Linked DNA regions of Homo sapiens: region 1 is linked to region 2. The links are chromatin contacts, found by POLR2A ChIA-PET in ENCODE. All regions are on one chromosome and are shown on one strand. Each heading gives the region's core, a stretch centred on a gene start or an enhancer-like site at or near the end of the contact. The rest is flanking DNA. Distances are from core to core; before and after follow the strand shown.

Region 1 (5,319 bases), core at 1,162-3,661, 80 kb before region 2:
TGACCACCTGCCTCCTTGACAGCAGAGTGCGGATTAAACACAGTAATATGTAAAATCTGTTTTATCCAATAAGCCCTTGTTACATGGTGAATATTCTGATATTACTGTTATTTTTTTCTAAATTAAGCATCAAAATATTCTTTTAAAACTAAGTTGGGTATTAAAAGGACAGGAAAAGCACAATCACTCGTTTTCATGAGAATTGTTAGGCTAATTTCCTAGTTAGTCATGATAGAGTAAAAAGCAATAATTGGGGTCAGATCAGAATTGGATAACTGCCCCCAAGTGGACCAGTGGCATTTAGGCTTAGTGACCCCATCCTCTAAAAGTAAAGAAAACACAGCTTCCTCCTCTAAAGCAGGTGCTTAAATGCCTTATGGGCTTATGAAGCCCTGGGATAGAAAAAAAGAGTTTGAAAGAGAGAGATTAATCTTCCTAGCCCATCACTTTCATCGGTCTCTTCCAAGACTTTGGGAGAAACCCTGGCAATGTGTTCACATGGTTATATGCTTTATAAAAGTTGCAGTAATAATATACTTTTGCTATAGTTTGTTAAAACTCTTACATCTAATCCAGGTAGAAATTTCCTATATCAGAGTTCCGTAGTTCAGTGAAGCTGGAGCAGCTACATATGTTTTTGAGATGCGGCTGAAGGGAAGTTTAGTTGAGGACACATTTATTTGGTTTTACTGGTATATGTTTCTATAGTTCATGATCACTTCCACGTGGTTAATGCCAGTTGTCCTAGTGTAGGAGTGGCTCCTAGGCAGGCTCTGACTATCCACTGGGCCCACCCAGCCAGCACTGAGACATGAAAGTGCTGGGCCAGAGGCTGCCTCACTGCGAATGTTCCTAGTAGTGCTTGGCACCACAAGGTTACCAACCACGGAGGACACACAAGGTTTGAGACATATGGAGCCAGGGCTAGTCCATGGAAAATTTCTCCCGATTATCAGATGTTTAAAATTTTAGGCGGGGCACAGTGGCTCACAGTGTCCTGCATGAGCTGACTGTAGGGACTACTGACTATCACGCTCGTAATCCCAACACTTTGGGAGACCGAGCCAGGCAGATCATTTGAGCCCAGGAGTTTGAGACCAGGTGGTGCAACAAGGTGAGGCCCTGTCTCTACAGAAAAATACAAAAATTAGCCAGGTCTAGTGGTGCCTGCCTTATAGGCCCTGCTACTCAGGAGGTTGAGGTGAGAAGATTGCTTGAGCCTGGGAAGTTGAGGCTGCAGTGAGCTATTATCACACCACTGCACTCCAGCCTGGACAACAGAGAGAAACCCTAGCTCAAAGAAAAAAAAAAAAAAAAAGATTAAGCGGAAGATCCCGTTCTCATGATGTCTAGTCTAATTGGAAATTCTCTCTTCTTAGGAACATACTTGATAATGACATATATTTAATAACTGAAACATATTTCTTTGCTTTTCTTATTTATTTATTTCTGAGATGGGGTTTCACTCTGTTACCTAGGCTGGAGTGCAGTGGCATGATCTCAGCTCACTGCTCCCTCAACTTCCTGGGCCCAGGCAATTCTCCCACCTCAGCCTCCTGAGTAGCTGGGACCATAGGCACATACCACCAAACCCATCTAAGTTTTGTATTTTTTTAATAGAGATGAGGTTTCACTATGTTGCCCAGATTGATCTCGAACTCCTGGGCTCAAGCTATACTCCTAGGCTCAAGCTATCCTCCTGCCTTCGCCTCCTAAAGTACTGGGATTACAGGTATGAGCCACTGTACCTGGCCATTTGCTTTTCTTTGCTTAATGGTTATCACGTAAAATAGAAGTTATCAGAATTTCTTCTTTTGTGGAGCACAAACCTTTAGCAATACTACAAACAAAATATATATCTCTGTGAGTTGAATATTTTATTCTTTCCAATTATCAACAATAAATAATAAATATAAGTCAAGCGTACTATAAGATTGAATTACATTTCTATTTTCTTCATGGAAAATGATTTTTTAAAGCCAACACGTTAACAGAAAAATCAAAGTATGCTGCCAAAATATGTAAGTAAGAAAGTATTGTAGAGGTGAATCAAGCCGTTAGTTAATAATAAATATTACGGTTTTTCTGGATTTTGTGATGTTTGTAGTATTTGTCATATTTTTAAATTGTAATATGTTGAGATTTCTTTTCTAACTCTAAATAAATGTTTACTTTTATAACGACTTTTATATACTTATCTTAGTCCATTTTCACACTGCAATAAAAAACTGCCTGAGGCTGGGTCATTTATAAAGGAAAGTGGTTTAATTGACTCACAGTTCCACGTGGCTGGGGAGGCATCAGGAAATTTACAGTCATGGTGAAAGGCAAAGGGGAAGTGAGGCCGTCTTACATGGTGGCAGGAGAGAAAAAGAGCAAAGCGACAACTGCCAAACATTTTTAAACCACCAGATCTCATGAGAACTCACTCACTATCATGAGACCAGCGTGTGGGAAACCGCCCCCATGATCCAGTCACCTCCCAGGAAGTCCCTACCCTGACACAAGGGGACTACAGTTCAAGATGAAATTTAGATGGGGACACAGAATCAAACCGTATCAATACTTTTTCTTTTTTCTTTTATTTCTTAATTGATGTATAATGATTGTACACATTTATGGGGTACATAGTGCTGTACATGTAATGTTTAGTGATCAGATCTCAAACGTTTATTATTTTTTGTGTTGAGAACATTTGATATCCTCCTAGCCATTTGACACTACATATTATTACTAATTATAGTCATCCTACAGTGAAATAAAACACTGGAACTTGTTTCTCCTATCTAGCTGTAACTTTGTATCCTTTCAAAAATCTCTCATCATCCTCCTTCCTCTTACCCTTCCCAGCCTCAGGTATCTTCTATACTACTTTTTACTTCTATGAAATCAACTTTTTATATACTTTTTATTAAAGAAGTTCTACAAAATTGCATAAACATAGGCCCTACAAAACCTGGATCCATCTGTAATATCAGGCATCCCTTTGGAAGAATATTTTTGCCGCAATGTCCTCTAGAAGGGTAAGTAAGATTACATTTAATACTTTAATCTCTGGCAACGTTTACTTCCAAAACAATGTGCAAACAGGTTATGAGATCACTTTCTGAAGAAGTCACCACCCATGGGTACAACCAGTGAAGCAGACGCAGGCAAAATCGGCCATGAAACTAGGAGCAGGTGCTATCTCCGGTATCCAGATGGGTGGGCATCTGCCCTGAGGGCCCAGTGATCCACAGTTAACATCATTTTCTTTACTTCCCCTAAACTAAGTCTCCTAGAAGCTACATTTAGGACCTAAAAAAAAAAAAAAAAAAAAAAAAAAAAAGTGAAACAAGTCCACTTCTCTGAAATATGCTCTTTACATGAAAACAAAGAGCCACAGTTACCCACCAGCAGCTATTATTCATTTATAGGTAAGTAGATAAGTAGGTAGGTAGGTAGGTAGGTAGATAAGTAAGTAGGTAGATAGATGATAGATAGATAGATAGATAGATAGATAGATAGATAGATAGACAGATAGACAGATAGTACTAGAGAAAACATGCGCAGATGTTAAATCTCCTCCTCTTATATGCAATTCAACATTTTCCCAAACTGATTCCACAGCTCTTCCGATTCGTGCTGTGTGTCCAGAATACTCTGTCCTGCATGAGCTGACTTTAGGGACTACAGATATGCACTTCTATGCTCTGCTCTGGAAACACAAACAAGTGCTATTAGCCTTTAATTGCTTCAGTAAGTGACAAAAAGCCTGCAGGACTGAGTTGTGGTGGTAGAAGTTATTTTCACTCACATCACACAACAAGCAATAGCTTTTGAAGGAAGAATGTGAAAAGCTTCATGAGAGAGGATGGGTGTGGAAAAATGAGGGGCAAGGGGGATGACAGTGGCAGAGTGGAGAGGGATCGTGAGACAGCGGCATGGCCAAGTTGGGGCAAGCTCAGTGAGAAGCGGCTAAAGTGCCTGGGGAGGGTGGCCACCATTTGCCTCTCTCACAAGTTTGGGCCTGAATGCACCTGCATCTGGATTTTCTGTGATCCCCCAGAAGGAGCAGCTCAATCCTATATAATCATCCAGAGAATTTCCCAAGGCTGAGGCGGGGCAGTGCAGCTGGAATCTGTGTCTCTGTGTCAACACTCTTCAATCCAGGAGTTTTAATTGTCTAAAGCGTCTCTATGTGGCCCTAGAATCGGTTGTCTTTTCTGCTCTTGAGTCCATTTGGGGCCTTCTCCTTAGAGAGCCACCAAGGAAAAATCAGAAAAGGTGACAAGAGGCCAGGCACAGCAGCTCATGCCTGTAATCCCAGCACTTTGGGAGTCTGAGGCGGGCGGGTCACTTGAGGCCAGAAAGTCAAGACCAGTCTGGCCAACATGTTGAAACCCCATCTCTACTAAAAATACAAAAACGAGCCAGAAGTGGTGGTGCATGCCTGTAATCCCAGCTACTCAGGAGACTGAGGCACGAGAATCACTTGAACCTGTGAGGCGAAGCTTGCAATGAACTGAGATTGCGCCACTGCACTGCGGCCTGTGCAACACAGAGAGACCCTGGAAAGAAGGAAAGAAAGAAAGAAAGAAAGAAAGAAAGAAAGAAAGAAAGAAAGAAAGAAAGAAAGAAAGAAAGAAAGAAAGAAAGAAAGAAAGAAAGAAAGAAAGAAAGAAAGAAAGAAAGGAAAGAAAGGAAAGAAAGAAAGAAAGAAAAAAAGAAAGAAAGAAAGAAGGAAAGAAAGAAAGAAAGAAAGAAAGAAAGAAAGAAAGGAAAGAAAGGAAAGAAAGAAAGAAAGAAAAAAAGAAAGAAAGAAAGAAGGAAAGAAAGAAAGAAAGAAAGAAGAAAGAAAGAAAATAAAAGAAAGAAAGGAAGGAGGGAAGGAAGGAAGGAAAGAAAGCGGGGGAGAGGGAGGGAGGAAGGAAGAAAGGAAAGAAAAAGAAAGAAAAGAAAAGGTGACAAGGTCTGCTTCTGCTTATAAATCTGACCCTACCAAGTGCAGAGGAGAGGTGGGAAGTGGGAAGGAGGTGCTGTTTGTCTGAGCAGGGCACAGAGGAGGTTGGAGAAGGTGAGAAAAAGAAAGAAATGGAAGGCATTCAATGCATCAGCCTTCTCATAGCCCCCACTGAAGCCAGCCTTAGGATTAAGCTGATGTTGTAACCTTCCATGTGTTCTCTTTATTAGTACTAGAGAGAAAAATTCTGACTTCATTTTAATTTTTTATAAATCCATTCAGTGTTAGTGCAATTATTCTATGTTAACATCTTATGTCTGGTCTCCTAGAGTTGAGAAGCAGGAGAAGAAAAGACATGAGGCCCTAGCCTTCCCCAG
Region 2 (5,346 bases), core at 2,373-4,872:
ACTGCAGCCTCAACTTCCCAGGGTCAAGCAATCCTTCCACCTAAGCCTCCTAAACAGCTGGACCACAGGCATGCATCACCACACCACCTATTTTTTTTCCTTTTTGTAGAAATGGGGCTTTGCTATGTTGCCAGGCTGGTCTCAAACTCCTGGGCTCAAGTTATCCTCCTACCTCGGCCTCCCAAATTGTTGGCATTATAGGCATGAGCCACTGTGCCTGGCCCAAGGGATTATTTTTAACATTGGGATTTTCCATCAAAAAGAAGTGTCATCCCAGGGCTACAGTGTCATTGAGGCTTAAAGAGGAAATGGTGAGGAGTGAGGTCGTTTGCTCTTACTGGAGCTCAGCATATTGGCTATCATGGGAGAGAGCTTAATGACTGAAGAATCTTAAAGGTATTTAATGATTCCTGCAAATGGTCTGGTGCCAGGGTCACTGATGTCAGCTATACTTACTTTTGTATTTAATTCGTTTGAAAACCATTTGTTGAGTGCTAGCATGGCCCAGGCACTCCGCTGTGTGCTGGTGCTACAAAAATAAATAAGTGTGTTTTATGGGAACAAGAAGTGAGTTAATTAATTAAATTAAGTTTGATTTATAAACAAGATGTTGCATGAGTCCAGAGTTTTTTTTTTTATTATTATAAGCAGGAGCCTGTGCTCCTTTATAGGTATCAACAGTGGACCTGTCAAAGGAAACATTTAGTAAACAGTAGTCACTCTGGGCTTACCTGAGGGCAGCTTTACTTATGAAAATAGAGGTCAGAGTGAGATGAAAGATGCCTTCTTTTCCTGAATAACCAACACAGTGCAGTTAATGCATTTCTCTATTATTGCACCAATCAAAAGATAATCCAAAATAATTGGCTGTCAGATATAGTCAGAATCCCTGCCCTATACTTCTCTTCCTTCATCTGACTGACCTACTCATTCTTTAAGGCCATGCACTAACATCATCCCTTTAGGTAAATTTCCTGGACCTCTCTTACCCATCCAGCCCCACCCTTCCCCCCTCCAAATTAAGGCAGGGTTGATGCATACACACCACACACACACACACACACACACACACACACACACACACAGAGTAGTACACTCTTATCCATGGGGGATACATTCCAAGACCCCCCCCATGGATGCGTGAAACTTCAGATAGTACCAAACTCCATATACATTATGTTTTTTCCTGTACATACATACCTATAATAAAGTTTAATTTATAAATCAAGCACAGTAAGAGATTAACAACAATAGTAGAATAATTTTAACAATGTACGATAATAAAAATGATGTGACTGTGGTCTCTCTCTGTGTCTCTAAAAGTATCGTATTGTACTCACTGATTTTCAGACCATTGTTGACCTTAGGTAACTGAAACTGTGGAAGGTAAAACCTCAGATAAGGGAGGACTACTGTATATAGTATTCTTACCACACTGTATATTTCTCTACTAGGCTGTGAGTTCCTTGGTGACAAAAACCAGTGACACTTACATGCACTGGACCTTCCATAGGATCTAGCATAGACCAAGTGACAGTGGCAGCATCTTCAAGAGGTGGCATGGAGTGAGGGAAAAGATAGCATTTAGCTTGTCTTCTCCTCCCTCATAATCTCTATTAACCACCCGCCTGCACCCCAAATGAACATACATCCTACATGAAACCAGGGTATTAGTCCGTTCTCACACTGCTAATAAAGACATAGTGAGATGGGTAATTTATACAGGAAAGAGGTTTAATTGACTCACAGTTCAGCATGGCTGGGGAGGCCTCAGGAAACTTACAATCAGAGCAGAAGGGGAAGCAAACACATTCTTCTTCACATGGCATCAGGAAGGGGAAGTGCTGAGCAAAAGGGAGAAAAGCCCCTTATAAAACCATCAGATCTCATGAGAAATCACTCACTGTGGGAACTACAATTCAAGACGAGATTTGGGTGGGGACACAGCCAAATGATATCAACCAGTATGCATGCTAGGCCAATGTGGGATTAAGCAAAGCCCCAGCACCTCCTTCCTAGCAGAGTGCTTAAAGGTCCCCTCCTGTATATTACTCAAATTCAATAAATGTCTGTTAAAACACTTTTGGGGGAGTGGCAATGGGACGAAAAAGAAAGAACTTGAATGACCATCATTTTTTAAAATGAGGTCCATTGAGGTATAATTTACATGCAGCAAAAGTTTCCCTTTTCCTATATAAAATTTGATGAGTTCTGACAAATGCATAGTTATGTAACCACCACCATCATCATGATAGAGAACACTTCCATCGTCTCAAAATAATTCCCTTTGAACTACCATAATTTTAAATGAACTCTTTAGAAGAACCACAAAAACTTATCAATGTTGTAGATTACATAACATATACTTGCATCTTGGACAACTTAACATATCTCTCCAAAATGAATAGTTGTTTTCCCTTGGTTATCATGCCATCATTTAGTTGTATTGCATTTTCTTTTTGGAAACCTCAAGGCATTTAGCAAACAGGATTTCATGTTTATTCCCAAAAACTCTGGCCCAACTGTAGAGATTTATAGTCCAATTCAATGAAACCCATGCATTTCTTTCCCAGTTTAACCTGATGTTTCTCTTCTTACCAGAGACTTCCATGTAAATACTTTAACAATGTTAGGTGTGTTATATATAATGAGGTCATAATCAGTTTCAAATTAGCATTGCGCCTTTCACTTATTTATCAATTATATTCCCTTGTGATGATTATGAAAAGGCTCCACATCCTGAGGACACTTGTCAGAGTTAGATTTATTAATGGAATGAAATAGCAAATAATGAATGACTAAATAAATGAATGAGTGAATGAATGAATGAGTGGCTGCCTCCATTTTATGGATGAGGCAGTGTCCGAAAGGCACAGTGAGGTCAGGTGATGGCAGAAAGCCACACACCGATGTTGGTGGCTTTCTGCCAGGTCAGATGCCAAGTTTATTTTCTTTGCTTTCTTGCTTTACTATCAACTAATCTTTAAAATCATTCCCATAAAATATCAACATTAAAGAATAAAAATGGAAAAATAAGCCACATACAATTAAATGGCTTTTTTAAAAGGAGCTCAGTGTGCAAAGGATAACATGAGTAAGGATTTTTTGGGAAATTTTTCACCTAATAGGAAGAATGCTTTACTCTTTTATTTATCAAACCTTCCTCATCATTAAATGGATTCAGTAGTACTTTTTGGTAATAACTCGTGTGTGTGTGTATGTGTGTAATAAAGTACTTTGTATATGTTCATTGTGTTCTTTTTTTAATAAGCTGTTTTAATGAAAAAGACACAATTACCGTCACCATTGCCCACTATATAATGACAAGTAGGGGAGGGGAGGCTAAAAGAGCTTCTACATAGTGAGAGATCTTCCATTGTTATACCTACGCTTGCACTTTATTTCATTTTCTTCCACGTTTGGACAGGTCGAGATTAAATGTGATTACATTTCCGTTGAGAGGCTTTTATTCAGCAACAGGATTCAAAAGAATGTCAATGAGCATAAAATAAAAACGGTGTGCAATTTATATGAAACTCTGATTTAAATGGTCCTAACCAAAAAAAAAAAAAAAGAAAGAAAGAAAAGAAGCTATTTAAAGTAACCCTCCCAAGGGGAGTCAACTGCTCTTCAGTGTGCCCTGAGCCGGCTGTGCCTTCTCTCCATCCGCTGCTCAGATATTCATGAACCGTTGCTTCTTCCAGCCTCGCCTTCTCGCTCCCTCTGCCTTTCTGGCGCTGTTCTCCCTCCCTCCCTCTGGCTTCTGCTCTTTCTTACTCCTTCTCTCAGCTGCTTAACTACAGCTCCCACTGGAACTTGCACAATCAAAAACAACTCTCCTCTCTCAAGCCGCCTCCAGGAGCGCATCACCTGGAGAAGAGCGACTCGCTCCCCGCGCCGGCCGCGGAAGAGCAGCCAGGTAGCTGGGGGCGGGGAGGCGTACCCTTCTCCCGCTCGGTAAGAGCCACAGCATCTCCCCGGAGATTGGCCGTATCCCACCGTCCGGCCCCCAGGGTCCTGCAGCGGTGATGCATATGTTTCGGAGCAATGATGGAAGGAGAAAAGCCGCTGTCGGTGGCAACTGAAAGTGGGGAGAGGTTGCTGCAGTAGCTGGTGCTGCAGAATGCGCGAGTGAAGAACTGAGCCCCGCTAGATTCTCCATCCCGCTCAGTCTTCATTAACTGTCTGCAGGAGGTAAACCGGGGAAACAGATATGCACTAACCAGGCGGGTGCCAACCTGGATCTATAACTGTGAATTCCCCACGGTGGAAAATGGTAAACAAAGACATGAATGGATTCCCAGTCAAGAAATGCTCAGCCTTCCAATTTTTTAAGAAGCGGGTAAGGACAGGTTTTGCTTATTTCTTTTGTTTTCTGTGCTTCTCTTAAATGCTTTTGAATGTTTGCCTGAAGTAAGCCTGAGGTTTTGTTGCTAAACCCTTAATGTAAGCCGTGCTTCTGATGGCAGTGGTAAAGCTGAGAACTATACCTGACTTGATTAGAATTTGTTGGAGGAGGGGCAGGGGGCTATGAAGAGTTGCATTGGGAGGAGGGGGTTGGGCTGAGATGCCTTAAACGGGTTTGAGCTGGGAATGGGGATTTTTCTCTCTCAAGCCACAACAAAGATTACAAGGCAGTCGCAAAGAGAACTGGCTTGAGTACAATTATGGCTAGTAATTTAGTCAGGGGCTAATTTAGCAGCTTCCTCTCATCTTTGAAGGGTTCAACTTTTCTACACCTTTCATCCACTCAGTCTCAAGTGATGCATTATCATCTTCGTTCGTCAGAAGCAGCAGCTTCTGGTTTCCCAAATCCATTCAGCCAATAATTTGCTGTGTCTCTATCTGTGGTATAAATAGCAAAGGAGTAGAATGACCTTTTACAGAAATGATGGAATCCAGCATTTAAAATTGTCTATTTTAAGTTGCCTCAATTTTTGCTTTTGCTTAGAATAACTGCCTTTTTTTTTTTTTTTTTTTTTTTTTTTTTGGGAGAGAGCAGTGGGAGGTCTGTATTTGAGTGATAATTCAGGGTTATGTTGCTGTATGCATTTATTTCTTAAACTCCTTATTCTTCAACTCAAAGTATGAATAATGTTGCATTGGTTGTAGGTGAGAAAAAAGGATTTTTTTGCATGTATATTTCACAATAAACTCAGTTCACTGGGATGGCCACACTGGTGGTCTGTGTAAATCTGCAAATTTATACACAAGCGGGAGGTAAGAAATGAATGATTGTTAAAGGAATGACACTGACACTCTTAAGGACAGTGTTTCCTAAGCAACGTAAGAGAAGGAACATCCTCCAGTCCCCAGTTGCCCCATCCTATTTAATACCCTAGGGCA

What was found. ChIA-PET counts read pairs that join two places held with the same protein, here RNA polymerase II (POLR2A).
Region 1: POLR2A ChIA-PET joins it to region 2 with 14 read pairs in activated CD4-positive, alpha-beta T cell. The contact joins the enhancer-like site here to the promoter of SGK1 in region 2. POLR2A ChIA-PET finds 5 or more read pairs at or near these places in 10 of 52 experiments (AG04450, GM10248, HepG2 and 7 more).

The regions. Positions count from the first base shown.
Region 1 is chr6:134,395,688-134,401,006 of GRCh38, reverse strand. No RefSeq gene overlaps it. Among named protein-coding and RNA genes, the nearest start is that of LINC01010, 39 kb to the left of the region's middle. Within about 2 kb of position 2,411, at least 2 of the 41 ENCODE cell types and tissues checked have a DNase peak (open chromatin) inside an H3K27ac peak, as active enhancers do.
Region 2 is chr6:134,316,388-134,321,733 of GRCh38, reverse strand. SGK1 (serum/glucocorticoid regulated kinase 1) reads left to right here and starts at 3,622. Exons shown (of 14, transcript NM_001143676.3): 1 at 3,622-4,342. The coding sequence starts at 4,274. RefSeq lists an enhancer at 3,795-4,074.